2 separate regions of the Homo sapiens genome follow, and region 1 is linked to region 2. The links are chromatin loops, found by intact Hi-C in ENCODE. Cell type or tissue: right lobe of liver. All regions are shown on one strand. Each heading gives the region's core, and the rest is flanking DNA. Links, peaks and the distances in the headings are about the cores only.

The links. A loop is a pair of places that touch in the nucleus more often than their neighbours do. Peaks named below come from ENCODE experiments on the same cell type or tissue, not always from the same donor. Only the 100,000 strongest peaks of a DNase experiment are listed, where the experiment ranks them.
Region 1: a loop joins it to region 2, with 4 times the contacts of the local background. A loop is called at or near these places in 1 of 110 quality-filtered maps.

What each region holds. Positions count from the first base shown.
Region 1 is chr2:197,781,241-197,790,048 of GRCh38, forward strand. BOLL (boule RNA binding protein) reads right to left here and starts at 4,079. Exons shown (of 11, transcript NM_033030.6): 1 at 3,816-4,079; 2 at 482-625. The coding sequence starts at 610. RefSeq lists an enhancer at 5,255-5,484. In right lobe of liver, for the core only: a CTCF peak has its summit at 4,890 (motif pointing left); no DNase peak of the experiment used is centred there; H3K4me3 peaks cover 888 bases; H3K27me3 peaks cover 726 bases.
Region 2 is chr2:197,540,505-197,549,312 of GRCh38, forward strand. HSPE1-MOB4 (HSPE1-MOB4 readthrough) reads left to right here. Exons shown (of 9, transcript NM_001202485.2): 7 at 7,832-7,911. It overlaps MOB4 (MOB family member 4, phocein), which reads left to right. Exons shown (of 8, transcript NM_015387.5): 6 at 7,832-7,911. It also overlaps the pseudogene RNY5P2. Among named protein-coding and RNA genes, the nearest start is that of MOB4, 29 kb to the left of the region's middle. In right lobe of liver, for the core only: no CTCF peak of the experiment used is centred there; no DNase peak of the experiment used is centred there.

The DNA of each region.
Region 1 (8,808 bases), core at 2,432-7,431, 240 kb after region 2:
GAAAGTGCTTTGCAAAGAATAGATGCCTAGGAGGTTGCTCAGGAATCTGAGATAAGAGTTGGGGTAAAGAAATAGTATTTCATAAAAGTAAGTTTTTAAAAAATAGAGTCTCTTTTGAAAATTATAATAATCAATTATTTTGGCTATTGGAATATTAGGCAAGAAAGTATAATTAGTTCTGGTATGGAAGAGTATGGAGCTATGAGACAGAAAACTAGGCTTCTAGTCTCACTCTGTCACTATGTGGCTAGCAGCCCACAGCAAGTCAGTGAGGATCAATTTCTTTATATCTGACATTGAACAGTTTTTAATGCTTTATGTAACCTACATGCTGGTTGAAAAGATTCTTTATAATAAGATAATTCAAAATCTGTTAATCATTATGCAAATATGTTATTTTATAGTTGCACAAAGAAATAATTTCTGAGAAATAAAGACTTCTAATGAAAAAATACACTTTACTGCATGCATAAATAGGTACCTTAAAATCAATTCCTCCTACAAAGATGCGATTAGGGATCACTGTTCCATATCTTGGGGCACTTGTTGGGTTATTCAAAGGCACAGGTGACACAGGATTAGGGGATGGAGATAATGAATCTGTTTGCATCTGGTTTGATGTTTGCTGTAAAATAAAATTCTTTTACACTTTTTGCACTGGGTATAATGCAGTCTGCTTTTGATGCAGACCAAAAACATATATTTTTCAAAAAGAAGAGTCATTTAGGCAAAATATAGTATTCTAGGCTTTACTTTTAATATTATAAAAATTATAATTAGAGCTAAGAGCTTTTTAAGGCAACAGAACTAGGAAACACAGAATCTACTCCACTATAGAGATTTTAAATATTAAATATATTACTTAAAATGCTTATATTATTATCAAACCTATTACTTAATTATTAAGGGGAATATTAAACTCATGAACATGTTTGAGAAAGAGAAAACAGTCCCAGCCTGACACAATCAACTACACCCTGGTGTTGTTAGGAGTTGGCCTGGCACTCACAGCTAGGCTGTGGTGTTCTCTTGTTAACAGAACACCAACATCAGACAAAGTCACCCTGTGACTCTGATGGATCAAGATTAAAAACAAGACCACTCCATAATCATGTTTGAATGCTGACAAAAACAAAGGCATTGCCCAAACCACAAGAATAACCAAACAACCCTCCATTCTGGCTGATATGAGTGACTGCTCCTTCTTTATCAGCTATAGTTTTAGCCTCGATCCATTTTTCTTTCCTTTTAGATAAAAGTTAACACATCCAATCATAGAATTACTACCATTTCCTGACGCTATACATTCCAGAGTAAAGCCCTACTTCCTTAAACCCTCTCTAGAAATTGCTCAACAGAAGCCTATATCCTGTAAGTTCTAACACCTTCTGATTGAGAGGCCCCATGGTTTATGTTTTCCCTTGTTTGAACAATTAACAGACCCAACTTTACTAAATGACGCATGTGTTCCTGGTGGTCTTTAACTAATGGTCATCGACAAGTTAATAAACTCTAACATTCACATTCACCATTTTCAGCCTGAAAGTCAAAATTTTAAATGCACTTGTCAATTTGAAGATTGGACTGATTTTGTTAAAAAATTATATACTTGTAGCTCATAAATGTTTATTCCAAAGAATTAGCTCAGTACATATCCACATGTTCACAATTCTAAGTTAGAGGACATAATTTAAATTTTAATAAATATATATAAATGTATAAGCCTTTGCAGAATGGTAAGATAATAGACTTTTAAGGTATAACTGAAAAAAAACCCAAGACTTGAGAATCACATTGAAGAGAAACCAATTCAAGAACTGGTGAATTATTTTCCATCTGGAAACACTAAACACACTTCTGAGACAAACCCCATAATATCCTAAAGACAAACCCCATAATATCCTAAATGTGTGCTTCAAAAAACTTGAAGTAAACTGGGTGTTGTGGCTTGTGCCTGTAATCCCAGCTGCTTGGGAGGCTGAGGCAGGAGGATTGCTTGAGATCAGGAGTTCGAGACCAGCCTGGGCAACAAAGAAAGACCCCATCTCAAAAAGAAAGAAAAAGAAAATAACAAAAGCTTGAAGTTCATAATTCCAATTCTCTGAGAAACAAACTCATGAAAATGAATCTCCAGCTCAGGTAATAAAGTTGTTCTTTTTCAAATTTGTTCTGCTCTTTCTTCTCTGGCCAATACAATCACAATCCCTAAATTAATCTTTGCAAGATGTACAGAGAAATGACTAGGGCAGGAGTGGCAATTGGGCTATAGGCTGGACCTTATGGGCTCTCTTCCCCATCCAGCCTTAAGGAAGTATGTACTCCTAATAAGGGAATATGTAAATACTTCTTTTAAAACACAGAAAAGCCACCACATTTAATAATTACTATGTTGTAGTTTCCAATGAAAGAAACTGGGAATCTAATCTTAACAGCTTTCTCTCTGGGCACTTGGAGGTTATTTGTGACTTCAGTCACTTCGCTCAGTAGGATATAATGCTCAGAATGGGTAATTCTGGAATGCTTAGTATTTTTCAACTATGGATTTTGTATTGCTAGAGATAATATAACAGCTCTAGTAGATGTAATCTTGTCTTTCTGCCCATTTGTTTACAGTGTCAAAATTACCTATTTGCTAAATTTAAAAAATCATTCTTCATGAAATTCTCTTATTGAAAATAAGATGTACTAATATGTTCGCAAGTTTAAGTAAAAGACAAACCCCATTATATTTCATTGAGAGAAGGATGAAATGAACGGAAGTAAACAGTGCTTTATTTCCAATCTCGAGAAACTAAAGGATACTCCCTGAGAAAAGAAAAACAACCTTTCACACTCAATTCACTTCATTCTCCTCCACTCTCTAAGGCTCTATTGTGGGCTCGCTCTGCTTAAGTTTTCTCCCTCATCATTTTCTAACATACGATATAGTTTACTTAGTATGTTTATTATCTGTCTCCACTATTATGTAATGCACCAGGGCAGAAGTTTTGCTTTTTTCATGGCAGCATCTAAAGTACTGACAGTACACAGCAGGTGCTCAATAAATATCTGTTGAATGACTAAAAGTGAATCATTTCTTCAGGAGAGACCTGCTCATGATATGCCAAATAGGCTGAAGGCTAAAGAATACAGTATAACAGCAGTCTAATACATATATATATATATATATATATATATATATATATATATATATATATATATATATATATTTGAGACAGTCTTGCTCTGTCGCCAGGCTGGAGTGCAGTGGCGTGATTTCGGCTCACTGCAACCTCCGCCTCCCTGGTTCAAGAGATTCTCCTGCCTCAGCCTCCTGAGTAGCTGAGACTACAGGTGCGCACCACCACGCCCAGCTAATTTTTTTGTATTAGTAGAGATGGGTTTTCACCATTTTGGCCAGGATGGTCTCGATCTCCTGACCTCGTGATCCGCCCACCTTGGCCTCCCAAAGTGCTGGGATTACAGGCGGGAGCCATCGCGCCAGGCCTACAAAATATTTTAATGTTAGCAATAGCAAGGCTCAGGTGGAGGCAACATCTAAGTTCATTATAAACAATTAGCGATGCATTGAGTTAAACAACAAAGAAAGCCTGAAATTCCACTAGCAATAATTCCGCATGTGTTACGGAAACACCTAGATGGGGACTGTTGCCGGGTTTGAAGGCTCCTCCGTTTGCTAAAACTTCCAGCACTAGAGAGTTTATTAAACTACTCCTCCAAAGCAATGTGCCCTCACTGGCCCCTCCCCTTGAGAATCAACCTCGAGATCTAGCATCTATTTTGCAAACGAAGACAGCAGGAACGGGCGGGCTAACCGTCGCAGTCACTGCCTCGGCGCTCCTCCCCCTCCAAGGCCAGCAAGTTGCGGCACTGGGGGAAATGGCCGCGGCGACAACTTCCTCGAGTTCTCTCGGGTCATCGTGAACTTGGGCACCGAAACGAGGATCCACCCCCTCCCCACCAAAGTGCGGGAGGGAAAAGAAGGCTAGCCAGCGAGAAATTTTGCCCCACAAATCCGCCAGCAGCAGTGGCGGGAAGCCTCAACGGCAGCGACCCCGCCGCTGGCCTCGTGCGCAGCTGGTCCCCACCCTCGCGCGGCGCTCCCTGATTGGCTGCTGGCGGCGGGACGGGGCGGGGCGGGATGGCACGTTGCCGCTGCGCCTCGGGCCTGTGCGGGCAGTCCTCCTTCACTTCCCCAAGTCCACCCTGACTGGCTTGGGTGCACAGCCAGGGCTAGAGTGTCCGGGTCCCGCCTGGGCCACAGGCGGGCCCTGCCAGGTCTCTCAGACCTTCCGGTCCTCGCTGACCAGTCGGGGAGTGGAGGCGTCGACCGCCCTGGCAACTCCTCGCCTTGGGCGGCTGGGTCGAGTTCGGCCGCAGGGAGCGTCAAAGACGCTGCCTAGCCCAATTTCGGCGGGAAAGCGGTTTACCTGCTCGGACTTCGCTGGGTGCCTGGCAGCCCGCCGCCTCCCGAAACATCCACGCCTGAGGTCCCCTGGCCCGTCTACACCCAGTCCAGGCCCCGTGGCGGCGCCTTTCTGACCCCCATGACACAGCCAGACGAGGTCTGCGGGCGGGTGGCTCCTGGCAGCGGTCGATGGGGCACCTGGCCACGTTTCTTCCCAACCAGATAGCGAGCGTTTGGGGCCTTCACCTCGCCCCTCCAAGCCCTCAGGGACAGGCTCCACGCTGCTCCTTCTCCCCGCTATCCCGCGCCCTGGGGCCCTGATCGCCGTACTCACCGGCCCGGACTCGGTTTCCATCTTCCTCTCTGCTCTTCAGAGACGCGGGGTAGGGAAAAGAAGCCTAAAGTTTGAAACCACCTTCACGCCAAGGCAGCAGCGCTGCTTGTCCTGCCTGGGACTCTCGCCCCCTGGCGGCGAGGGTGGCTGTGGCAGCTGCAGGGAAGCAGGCTCGGACCCCGGCCCTGAACCTGCCACCTGGCGGGTGGGGAGAAGCGGACTGCGTCGCCTCGGGTGGCAGGTGGCGGTGCGGGCGGGCGCTGCAAGCCGGAGAGGGGCGCGGGAGGGCGAGTTTCGGCTGTGGCCCTGGGACTCCGAGCCGGGGCGTCTCAGGGGCAGAGCGCACGGCACAGCGGGGCGGGCGTGGGGCGTGCGGAGCGAGGGCTCGGTTCTGGGACCCCTCTCGCCTTCTCTCAGACGGCTGGGGAGGAGAGAGCGAGCGGTCAGGCAAAGCTCCATGCACGCCTTCCCCTCTCCTCCACTTGAGAAGAGTCGGCCTCTGGGACTGGTGGGTTTCGAGAGGTTGAGGTGACCTTAAGGCTTTACTGAGGTAGAAGAAGCCGGTTGACGGGCGACTTCCGAAGACTGGTGTAAAGCGAAGAAGGTTCTAGAGTCAAACTCTGACTCTCGGGGCCTGACTCGCAAAACTCGGGGGCTCCCGAGAAGCCGCGGACGCCGCTCTGCACCTGTTGCCGCCGTCACTCATCCCGCCAGGCGGGCGGGGCCGCGCGGGTGGCTTGGTCAGGACCTGCCATTCAGCCCAGTCGGGCTCCGGTGCTCGCCCCGGACGGCGCCCCAAGCGGGTCCCGGCCCCGCTGAGCACCTCCAGCAGTGGCACAGCCTCTGGAGGGGTCCGGGACGAAGCCACCCGCGCGGTAGGGGGCGACTTAGCGGTTTCAGCCTCCAACAGCCTTGGGATCGCCTTTGGAAGAAGATTGCGCTTTTTTTCTTAAATTAATGAATTAATTTACTAATTATTTTTATTTTTGAGACGGAGTCTCGCACTGTCGCCCGGGCTGGAGTGCAGTGGCGCGATCTCGGCTCACTGCAACCTCCGCCTTCCGGATTCAAGCGATTCTCCTTGTCTCAGCCTCCCGAGTAGCTGGGATTACAGGCGCCCGCTACCACGGCTAATTTTTGTATTTTTAGTAGAGACGGGGTTTCACCATGTTGGCCAGGCTTGAACTTCTGACTTCAAGTGAGCTGCCTGTCTTGGCCGCTCAAATTGTTGGGATTACAGGCTTGAGCCACCGTGCCCGTCCAGTTGACTAATTATTTAGACACGAAGGCTCACTCTGTCGCCCAGGCTGGAGTGCAGTGGTGCGATCACGCTCACTGAATTCTCGACCTCCTGGGCTCAAGCGATCCTCCCACCTCAGCCTTCTGAGTAGCTGGGACCACAGGCAGGCCCACGCCACCATGCCTGGCTGAAAGAAGACTGCTTTGTAAATAATACGTATTTCTAGTAGGTAGCTAAAATGATTACAACTGGATAAACTTATAGTAATGATTATCATTATTATAGCTGCCATTTATCAAGTACTCACTTTGTTTCAGGCACAATGCTTTATGATCAGTATCATTTAATCTTTTCATGCTCACAGCAACCTTTCAGATAGATGCTCCAATTATCGTCATAGTACGTGATGAAGCAGAGATTTGAAGGATAAGTAATTTGGTCAAGATCTAAAGCTGTAGGAGGTTTAACCCTCGTCTCCCCCCCAACCCACAGTTCTTGATCATAACCATTTTGCCACATATTTTTAAAGAATCAGCAGTAACAACTGTTAAAATTTACACCAGTAATAACTATTGTACACACTACTATAAAAGTTTGACTTTGGGTTACTTTGCCTTCAAGATATAGAATTAAAAACAGAGTGAATATATTAATTTTTGATTTATTCAAAGATTAGCTCTTCATATTATTTTACCCAAAATAAAATGGGAAACAATTTTTGTTTATCTTACCCGAAGAATCCCTAAAGTCATTATACATTTCTGCATGCAATTTAAGCTCATTTTACCAGGTTTCAGTCTCTGTGGAAATCGAGAATACAAACCTATTTAGATGAAAACTCATATTCTAAAGCATAATAATCTTACTGTTCAATACCAGTAGAACTAATCTTCTTTGGGCATTTTTTTTTCCTAGGACTGTTGCTGGATTTGGGTAGATGTTACTATCCTCTCTTGCCCAAAACATTTTGACTAAAAACACTTATTTTCAAGAACTACATTCTCTTAAAAAATGTATTCAGCGCAGTAGGTGTTTAATCTGACAAAAATTTACGTAATTTAGGGAACGCTAACTGTATTTCAAGGCTGGTGTTGGGTACTAGAGGGATATACTTTATTTTCAGTGTGGCAGTTCTCTGTTCTGCCTCTTACTATTAATTCTTACACCAAAAGGAAAGTTCAGCTTTAAAACTTGGATAAACCACATAAAATTATGCAATGCACCCCAATTTAGTAGACACTTAACAGAGTTCCTATTCTGTGCAGTACATAATGGAATATAATGTGGGAGATATGAAGATGAAGAACAGGGGTGTCCAATCTTTTGGCTTCCCTGGGCTACATTGGAAGAATAATTGTCTTGGGCCACACATAAAATACATAAACACTAACGATAGCTTATGAGCTAAAAAAATAAATCACAAAATCTCATAATGTTTTAAGAAAGTTTACGAATTTGTGTTGGGCCGCATTCAAATGCGGCCCATGGGCCACCAGTTGGACAAGCTTGAAGAACAAGGTCAAACCTCTGTTCTCAAAGCATTTTAAATCTAGAAGGATAGAAAAAACTAATTACTCCAAACAGTATAATATAAATATGCTTATAAGAAAATAAAATACAGGCATAACAGGCTGAGTGATATATTAACAATGATCAACGGTCTGTGGGAGAACAGAGGATAGCATCATAGAGCACAGTGTCCAGGGCTGGGTAAGGGCATTGTTAAGGCTGGAATGCTGGTCTGGGCAGAAAAATTGAGGGAAAGATATTGAGCCTGCATCATGTACCTAATGCTGGGCTAGCCACATTCTTTTTAAGTCTTAGTTCTCTCTTTTTCTTAGTCTCTCTTTTTCTCTCTCTCATTGGAAACCTGAGTCTTAGAGAGGTAAAAGTGACTCTCGTGGTCACATTGCTAGTAAGTGGTGGATGTCATTTTCAAAACTTTGTTCCTTTTTTTAAATTATACCTTAAGTTCTAGGGTACATGTGCACAACGTGCAGGTTTGTTACATAGGTATACATGTACCATGTTGGTTTACTGCACCCATTAATTCATCATTTACATTAGGTATTTCTCCTAATGCTATCCCCCCCCTACCAGCCCCCTACCCAACAACAGGCACTGGGGTGTGATGTTTCCCACCCTGTGTCCAAGTGTTCTCATTGTTCAGTTCCCACCTATGAGTGAGAACATGTGGTGTTTGGTTTTCTGTCCTTGCGATAGCTTGCTCAGAATGATGGTTTCCAGCTGCATCCATGTCCCTGCAAAGGACATGAACTCATCCTTTTTTATGGCTGCATAGTATTATACCATGGTGTATATGTGCCACATTTTCTTAATCCAGTCCATCATTGATGGACATTTGGGTTGGTTCCAAGTCTTTGCTATTGTGAATAGTGCTGCAATAAACATACGTGTGCATGTGTCTTTACAGTAGCATGATTTATGTTCGGGCTCAGTGCACTTTGTCATGTTACTTATACTATGGCAATAAAGAGAATTTTATTCTGGAGACCTTTGTAAATAGGGACCATTGAAGATGATTGAACCAGGAAGTTGTATAATCAGAGCCAAATTTTAGGAAGATATTTTCATATCAAAGAAGAGTTTTTGAGGGGCACAGACTGGAAACAGATAGTTGAATTTGGAGGAGAAAACAATTCAAGTGAAAAATAATGGGGACCTGAACAAAGGTGACAGGAGTGAGAATCAAACACTGGGAAAAGGTTAAAGAGATACCAGTGAGGAATTGAGACTGTTGGGCATGGGTGATGATGGAGAGGGATTGGTGAGGCTCATTCAGAAATCTGGTTTCACATATGGGAG
Region 2 (8,808 bases), core at 1,720-6,719:
AGACAAGTTTTTAGGGTTTTTAGTTCACTGTTCATTTTGCTATTTCATTTTGAGTTGCTTGTTGTGAAGTTGTTACTGCAGTGCTATTTTAGGATTTCTTATGATAAGCATCATTTTTCATAATTGGGCAATTACATGGGCTAGAACTCACTTCATGATCCACTGGCTATTACGGATTAACATCTGTCACATTGTGCTGATATCTACTGTGTAATGATTGAGATACGCCTGTTTAGGTTTTTGTTCAGATTATTTCTTTTGATAGGAAGAACTATTGATTACTCTGATGCCTAGTTTAAGTAGAAATGTTACTTTTGAGCTTTTAAATATTCATGTTGTTTTTCTCCTTATTTAGTTTTTGTCAAGGTAAGACTATAGGCAGTAGCAGTTTTTTGTTTTGCTCTTTTTTTTTTTTGAGATGGATTCTTACTCCGTTGTCCAGGCTGGAGTGCAGTGGTATGATCTCGGTTCGCTGCAACCTCTGTCTCCGGATTCAGGAGATTCTCATGCATCAACCTCCCAAGTGGCTGAGATTACAGGCATGCGCTATCATGCCGGGCTAATTTTTATATTTTTAGTAGAGATGGGGTTTTGCTATATTGGCAAGCCTGGTCTCAAACTCCTGACCTCAAGTAATCTGCCCACCTCAGTCTCCCAAAGTGCTGGGATTACAGGTGTGAACCACTGTGCCTGGCCTACTGTACTTTTTCTTATTTAAAAAATTTCTTCATATCATCTGATACCCAGTATACTTTTCCTTAGTTGTCTCCAAAATGGTCTTTACATCTGGGTTGTTTATGCATTGCTTTTCCCTTAATCTGTATTCCCATTTAATCTGTTATAATTACTTTTTACTTGACACTGACTCACTGGGGATATTGGGTTAGGCCAATTCTGTAGAATCATAGACCTTGAAGTGGTCATTATATTGATAGACTTCTAAGGCTTGAAGACAAGTGAGGCCCTAGTTGCAAAATCAATATCTGATGTTTTTTGTTTCAAAAAGGACAAATGCTCCAAAATAAGGAGTATTTGATACCTAAGAGAATAGTACTTATTTGGAAGACTGGTTTCATTCAGGATGTCACATTTTTATGTTAATTAATTGAAGCAGTATTAAGATTGTATCTGTCGGCCGGGCGCGGTGGCTCACGCCTGTAATCCCAGCACTTTGGGAGGCCGAGGCGGGCGGATCACGAGGTCAGGAGATCGAGACCATCCCGGCTAAAACGGTGAAACCCCGTCTCTATTAAAAATACAAAAAATTAGCCGGGCGTAGTGGCGGGCGCCTGTAGTCCCAGCTACTTGGGAGGCTGAGGCAGGAGAATGGCGTGAACCCAGGAGGCGGAGCTTGCAGTGAGCCGAGATCCCGCCACTGCACTCCAGCCTGGGCGACAGAGCGAGACTCCGTCTCAAAAAAAATAAAAAATAAAAAAAATAAAAAGATTGTATCTGTCTACATCTGGGAAAATCCACATAGTGGTTTCATTGATAATTCACTGAAGTTGGCTACTTAACGTAGTGAATGATGTGATTATTGCAATTAGGAAACTGAATCAAGAAGGCTGAATCAAGGCTAGTTTTGTTTTGGCAAATAGTAATGATGTATTATTCTTTCTTTAGAGTGGAAGTGATATCCAGTTTGTGATGTGTTATGACTCTTAAATATACTGTCATTCTCATATCCACTTCTTTCTTGATTAATATTAAATGACAGGATAGTCATTAGCATTAAGACCTGTAAATTGAGTCTTAGAATTGCAGCATTGCTTGCTGAAGTCCAGATCTGTTGAACTGGCCATGTGTCAAGGGAGGGTGATAGTAGGATTTCCAAGTGGTAGTTATATTGAGTGGAGTTACTGTAAAAATACAAACAAAAGAACAATTTGAAAGGACACTTTCTGAACTGTTTTTGAATAACTGCTTAGTCAGGAAACTATAGGAACTGACAAACTAAGCTAAGAAAATTGCTCTCATGGATTAAAATCACTAGGGAGATTCTGAAGTGGGAGCAGCAGAATACTTAGCACCAATAATCATTTATTCAGTATCCTTGAGAATTAAAGAGAGGCATTCAGCATATAGAGTAAATTATACAAATAGTGCTTCTAGGCGACAAACATTATAACTTACTGTCTACAAGCCCTCACAGTCACATGCTGATTGTGATCACTTGCAGTAGCATTATGATTATATATTTGGAAAAATATAATACATAAAAATTTGTAAACACCATTACATAGTATTTTGTAACCTGCTATATTTTGCCATTTTTTGCTGTTATAACTGTTACAGAGTAGGAATAGTTACCTGAGAATTAACTGGGGGAAGGTGAAGGGAAGGCAGCTAAAAACAATGCAAAATGTCATCCAAATTAAAAATTCAGAAACCAGTTAAAGGTCTAAAGATACAGTGATGTGGTAACCCATGAGCCCCATGTAGCTGTGTAGCACTTGAAATGTGGGTAGTCAAAATTGAAATATGCTGTAAACACAAAATAAATACTGGATTTCGAAGACAGTAACGCCTGTAATCCCAGCACTTTGGGAGGCCGAGGCAGGTGGGTCACCTGAGGTCAGGAGTTCGAGACCAGCCTAGCCAACATGGTGAAACCCCATCTCTACTAAAAATACAAAAAATTAGCTGAGTGTGATGGGTGTGCACATGTAGTCCCAGCTACTAGGGAGGCTGAGGTGGGAGAATCACCTGAGCCCAAGGACTCAAGGTTGAAGTAAGCAAAGATCACACCACTACACTCCAGCCTATGTGACAGAGAGAGACCATGTCTCAAAAAAAGATTCAGAAATGGCCAGTAAGCACATGAAAAGATGCTCAACATTAGTTATTAAGGCACATCTCAAAACCACAGACAGTTGGTGCGAGGGTTGTGCGTTATTGTTATGCTGATTAACATTGTCTCCTCCACAACCATGCTTGATAAGGGAAAAAAAAAAACCACCGTGAGAATGGAGAAACAAAATGTAGCATGGACATACAATGAAATATTATAAAACCATGAAAGGGAATGAAGTTCTGATACATGCTACAACACAGATGAACCTTTAAAATCCAGTATGTATTATGTGGAGTGAAACAAGTCAGATGCAAAAGGACAGATACTGTAGCATTCCACTTATCTAGAGTGAATAAATTCATATAGACATTTGAAGGTAGGTAGAAGCTGCCAAAGGATGGGCGGTATGGGAAGTTAGTGCTTAAGGGTAATAGACTTTTTTCTTTTCTTTTCTTTTTGAGACAGAGTCTTGCTCTTTTGCCCAGGCTGGAGTTCAGTGGCGCAATCTCGGCTCACTGCAACCTCCGCTTCCCAGGTTCAGGCGATTCTCCTGTCTCAGCTTCCCAAGTGGCTGGGATTTACAGGCATGTGCCACCTCGCCTGACTAATTTTTGTATTTTTAGTAGTGACATGGTTTCACCCTATTGGCCAGGCTGGCCTCGAACTCCTGACCTCATGTGATCCGCCCACCTCAGCCTCCTAAAGTGCTGGGATTATAGATGTGAGCCACTGCGCCCAGCCGAGTTTCTTTCTTTTTTTTTTTTAAGAGACAAGAGTTTCGCTCTGTCGCCCAGGCTGGAGTTTCACTCTGTTGCCCAGGCTGGAGTGCAGTGGCACAATCTTGCCTCACTGTAGCCCCCACCTCCCAGTTTCAAGCAGTTCACTGCCTCAGCCTTCTGAGTAGCTGGGACAACAGGCGTGCACCACCATGCCAGGCTAATTTTTGTATTTTTAGTAGAGACGGAGTTTCACCATGTTGACCAGTTTGGTCTCAAACTCCTGGCCTCAAGTGATCCACCTGCCTTGGCCTCCCAGTGTGCTGGGATTATAGGCATGAGCCACCATGCCTGGCCATAATAGTTTCTGTTTGAGAGTTGGAAACAGTGAAGATGGTTGCACAATATTGTAAATTAATGCCACTAAATTGTACATTTAAAAATGGTCAAAATAGCTGTCTGGGCGCGGTGGCTCACGCCTGTAATTCCAGCACTTGGGGAGGCCAAGGCGGGCGGATCACGAGGTCAGGAGATCAAGACCATCCTGGCTAACACGGTGAAACCCCATCTCTGCTAAAAATACAAAAAATTACCCGGGCGCTGTGGCGTGTGCCTGTAGTCTCAGCTACTTGGGAGGCTGAGGCAGGAGAATGACGTGAACCCTGCAGACGGAGCTTGCACTGAGTGGAGATCACATCACTGCACTCCAGCCTGGGCAACAGAGTGAGACTCCGTCTCAAAAAAAAAAAAAGGGTCAAAATGGAAAAATTTGTGGTGTATATATTTTACTACAATTTTTTAAAATGTTAAGAAAAAAGCATCAAAACCCCAAATGGCATATACTTTCATACCCACTATAATGGCTAAAATAGGAAAGATAGACAATAACAAGTGCTGACGGGGATGTGAAGTGGAACCCCTAAACATTGATGATGGGATTGTAAAATGCTTCAGCTATTTCAAAAAACAGTTTGGAAGTTCCTTAAAATGGTAAGCATAGAGTTGCATACGACCCAGGAATTCCACTCCTTGATATGTAGTTCCCCCAAAATGAAAACATTTATCTGCACAAAGACTTGTACATGAATATTCACAGTCACATTATTTATGATAGCCAAAAAATGGAAACAACCAAATATCCATCAACTGATGAATGGATAAGCAAAATGTGTTGCAGCCATCTCTCAGTAGCCTCAGAGGATTGGTCCCAGGACCCCCATGAATACCAAAACCACAGATACCAAAGTCTCTTATATAAAATGGCATAGTATTTGCATATGACCTATGCACATCCTCCTATATACTTTAAATCATCTCTAGATTACATATAATACTGAATACAATATAAATGCTATATAAATAGTTGTTATACTGTATTTCTTAATTTGTATTATTTTTTATTGTTATGGGGTTTTAAAGTGTAGTTTTGATCTGCAGTTGGTTGAATCTGCAGATGCAAAGTGCTGACTGTATGTGTACAATGGAATAATATTCAGCCATGAAAAGGAATGAAGTCTTAAAGGGAGAAACATACAGTACGGCATTTTGTATATATTAAAAACATTAAAGGCTAAAAAGTTTTGAATTTTAAAAAAAGGAATGAAGTACTGATTCATACTACACCATGGATAAGCCTTGAAAACATAATAGAAGCCAGACACAAAATGCCACTTATTATATTATTTCATTTTAATGAAATATCCAGAATAGGCAAATCCTGTGAAACAGAAATTAGGTTGGTTGTTGCTTAGGGCTGGGGGAAGGAGAGAATGGGAAGTGACTGCTAATTGGTTCAAGGTTTCTTTTTGGGATGCTGAAATGTTCTGAAATTTAGTGGTAATGGTTGCAGAATTTTGTGAATATACTAGAAACTACTGAATTTTTAAGAGTAAATTTTAGTTGTATCAATTATATCTTAAAAGTCAAAAAGTAGCCCATTAATTTTATATCAATTACCTGCTGAAATGGTATTATTTTGGATATAGTGGGTCAAACTACAATATTAAAATTAATTTCACCTCTTTCACGTTACCTTTTTATTTTTTATTTTTTAATTTTTATTTTTGAGACGGAGTCTCACACTCTTGCCCAGGCTGGAGTGCAGTGGCGCGATCTTGGCTCACTGCAAGCTCCGCCTCCCGGGTTCTTGCCATTCTCCTGCCTCAGCCTCCTGAGTAGCTGGGACTACAGGTGCCTGCCACTGCGCACAGCTAATTTTTTGTATTTTTAGTAGAGATGGGGTTTCATCGTGTTAGCCAGGATGGTCTTGATCTCCTGACCTTGTGATCCACCTGCCTCGGCCTCCCAAAATGCTGGAATTATAGGCGTGAGCCACTGCGCCCGGCCTCACGTTATCCCCTTTTTAATGTATCTCTTAGAAAGTTAATTAATTAATTTTTTGAGACGAAATCTTACCCTGTTATCCAGGCTGGAATGCAGTGGCCTGATCTTGGCTTACCTCCCTTGACCTCCTGTGCTCAAGCAATCCTCCTGCCTCAGCCTTCTTGGTAGCTGGGACTACAATCATAGTGCCACCATGTCTGGCTAATTTTTCAAATTTTTTGTAGAGATAGGGGCATTTCCCTGTGTTGCCTAGGCTGGTCTTGAACTCCTGGACTCAAGTGATCTTCCCACTTTGGCCTCCCAAAGTGCTGGAATTACAGGCGTGAGCCACCACATTGGGCCTAGAAAATTTAAAATTAAATATATGGCTTGCATTATACAGTTGACCCTTGAACAACTCCGGGATTGGGATCCCAACCCTCTGTGCAGCTGAAAATCTGAGTATCTAACTTTTGACTCCCCCAAAACTTAATTACTAATAGCCTACTGTTGACTGGAAGCCTTACCGATAACAGTCGATTAACACACATTTTGTATGTTCTGTGTATTATATAGTGTATTGCAATGAAGGAAGCTAGAGAAAATGTTATTCAGAAAATCATAAGGGGCTGGGCGTGATGGCTTATGCCTGTAAACCCAGCACTTTGGGAGGCTGAGATGGGAGGATCGCTTGAGGCCAGGAGTTCGAGACCAGCCTGGTCAACATAGTGAGACCTTCTTTCTTTCTTTTTTTTAAAGAAAATCGTAAGGAAGAGAAAATATATTTGCCATTCATTAAGTGGATCATTGTAAAGGTCTTCCTTGTTGTGTTCATGTCGTTGAGTAGGCTGAGGAGAAAGAGAAAGAAGTGGGGTTGGTCTTGCCGTTGCTGGGAAAATCTGAGCATAAGTGGATTTACGCAGTTCAAACCTGTGTTGTTCAAGGGTCTGCTGTATTTCTGTTGATGATTCTGGTTTAAAGGTTGTAAAACTGTCTCATGGTATACCCAAATGACAAATATGAGAAATACAGTTACTTGGGATATTTGCTTTTGACCAACTCATCTGTGGTCATATATCTGGAGAAAGGTAGTTTTTTTCAATAAATATTGCTCATGGTACTGTTTTTGGCAAGGAGTCCACTAATCAGAAATTCCTGTGGATATATTGTTAGAAAAATACTTCTTTTTTATTAGGTAATTTTTTAGTGCCACGGCACTAAGCCATATTTAGTAGTTACTAAACCGTATTTCTAAGTGACAGCTTCAGTCTCAAACTTGAAAAATAACCTAATTACTGGGTAGAGTCTTTGAGCTACAGTCATTGTTACTCCTTCCTCTAGTTGTTTTTTCCTTCTGGTTGACTCCCTGGTTTGTTTCTAGACTGCTTTCCCCTTGATGTTGCTCCCTGTCTGCCCTCAGGAGGACTGGATGAGGACAATTACTTTGCAGTTTTATTTTTCCTTTAATAAATTTACTGAGTTGCCATGAGACAGTGTTTCATTGTTTCTTTTTTTCATTGTTTCTGATAAATGGAACAGAATAAGTCAGATTTATTAAAATATAAGGAAACTTTGATATTTCATGTTAAAATTCAAAGGTGATCTGGGAGAAAGTTCTTTAGAGGGCTGCTAGATTGATAATAGAGTGCTAGGGACATAATAAGGAATATTGTTTAGGATATAAGAAGGCATCCCTGGAGATACCAGAGATAAATCAGGATTCTTCTTGTCTGTAATTGTTGTTTTCTTGTAGGTACGATGTTGGGAATAAAAATGGGAGACTGGTTTATGTATCATCTAGAATTGTGATATGGTTCAAGGGGATAATAAACCTTACTTATTAATATAACATTATATTTTACAAGCATTCGGAAATTGTAAGGAACTTTTTTCTTAGAACATGCTCATGTCTTTGGAATAAGGTATACCCATATAATGAATATATCTAACTTAAGAGAGAGCTCTTTGTTGATGCATTTCTATATTCTTTCTTTTGTAGTGTCCTGCTATAGACTATACTAGACACACACTTGATGGTGCTGCATGTCTTCTGAATAGCAATAAATATTTTCCCAGCAGGTAATCGAAACTTTTAAACATAGTGTTAAACATTTTAGAGTTAATTTATAAGATTGGTATTTTAGGGGGGAGGGGGGAGGGATAGTATTAGGAGCTATACCTAATGCTAAATGATGAGTTAATGGGTGCAGCACACCAACATGGCACATGTATACATATGTTACAAACCTGCACGTTGTGCACATGTACCCTAAAACTTAAAGTATAAATAATAATAAAATAAAAGATTAGTATTTTAAAAGTAAAATTAGGTTGCTCGTTAATGCATTTTTGTATTTTTTTTTTTAGCTGTTGTATTTTGGCTTGTTTATTCAAGTTTTGAAATTAGGACTGTGGTTAAACAGCAGAACTTGGCTGTCAAAGCTCAAGGCCAGTTCAGTCTAAGGCTAGTACCTGTTCATATATGTCATTCTGCAGAGCTCTCCCTCTCATGCTTTAGAGTTGGGATATGTATATACTTGCTCACTTGAATCTCTATGTTAGTTAGACTCGACCTCCCTTTATGTAGTATGCCTAAAGAGCAGACTTTCTGGCTGGGCGCAGTGGCTCACGGATGTAATCCCAGCACTTTGGGAGGCCGAGGCGTGCGGATCACCTGAGATTGGGAGTTCGAGACCAGCCTGAACAACATGTAGAAACTCCTTCTCTACTAAAAATACAAAATGATCTGGGCATGGTGACGAGTACCTGTAATCCCAGCCACTTGGGAGGCTGAGGCAGGAGAATCGCTTGAACCCAGGAGGCAGAGGTTGTGGTGAGCCGAGATCGCGCCATTGCACTCCGGCCTGGGCAACAAGAGCGAAACTGTCTCAAAAAAAAAAGAGCAGACTTTCTTATTTGTTTTTGAAGGATTCCTTATCCTTGCTCATTGATTTTTAAGATCTGAGAAGTCTGTAC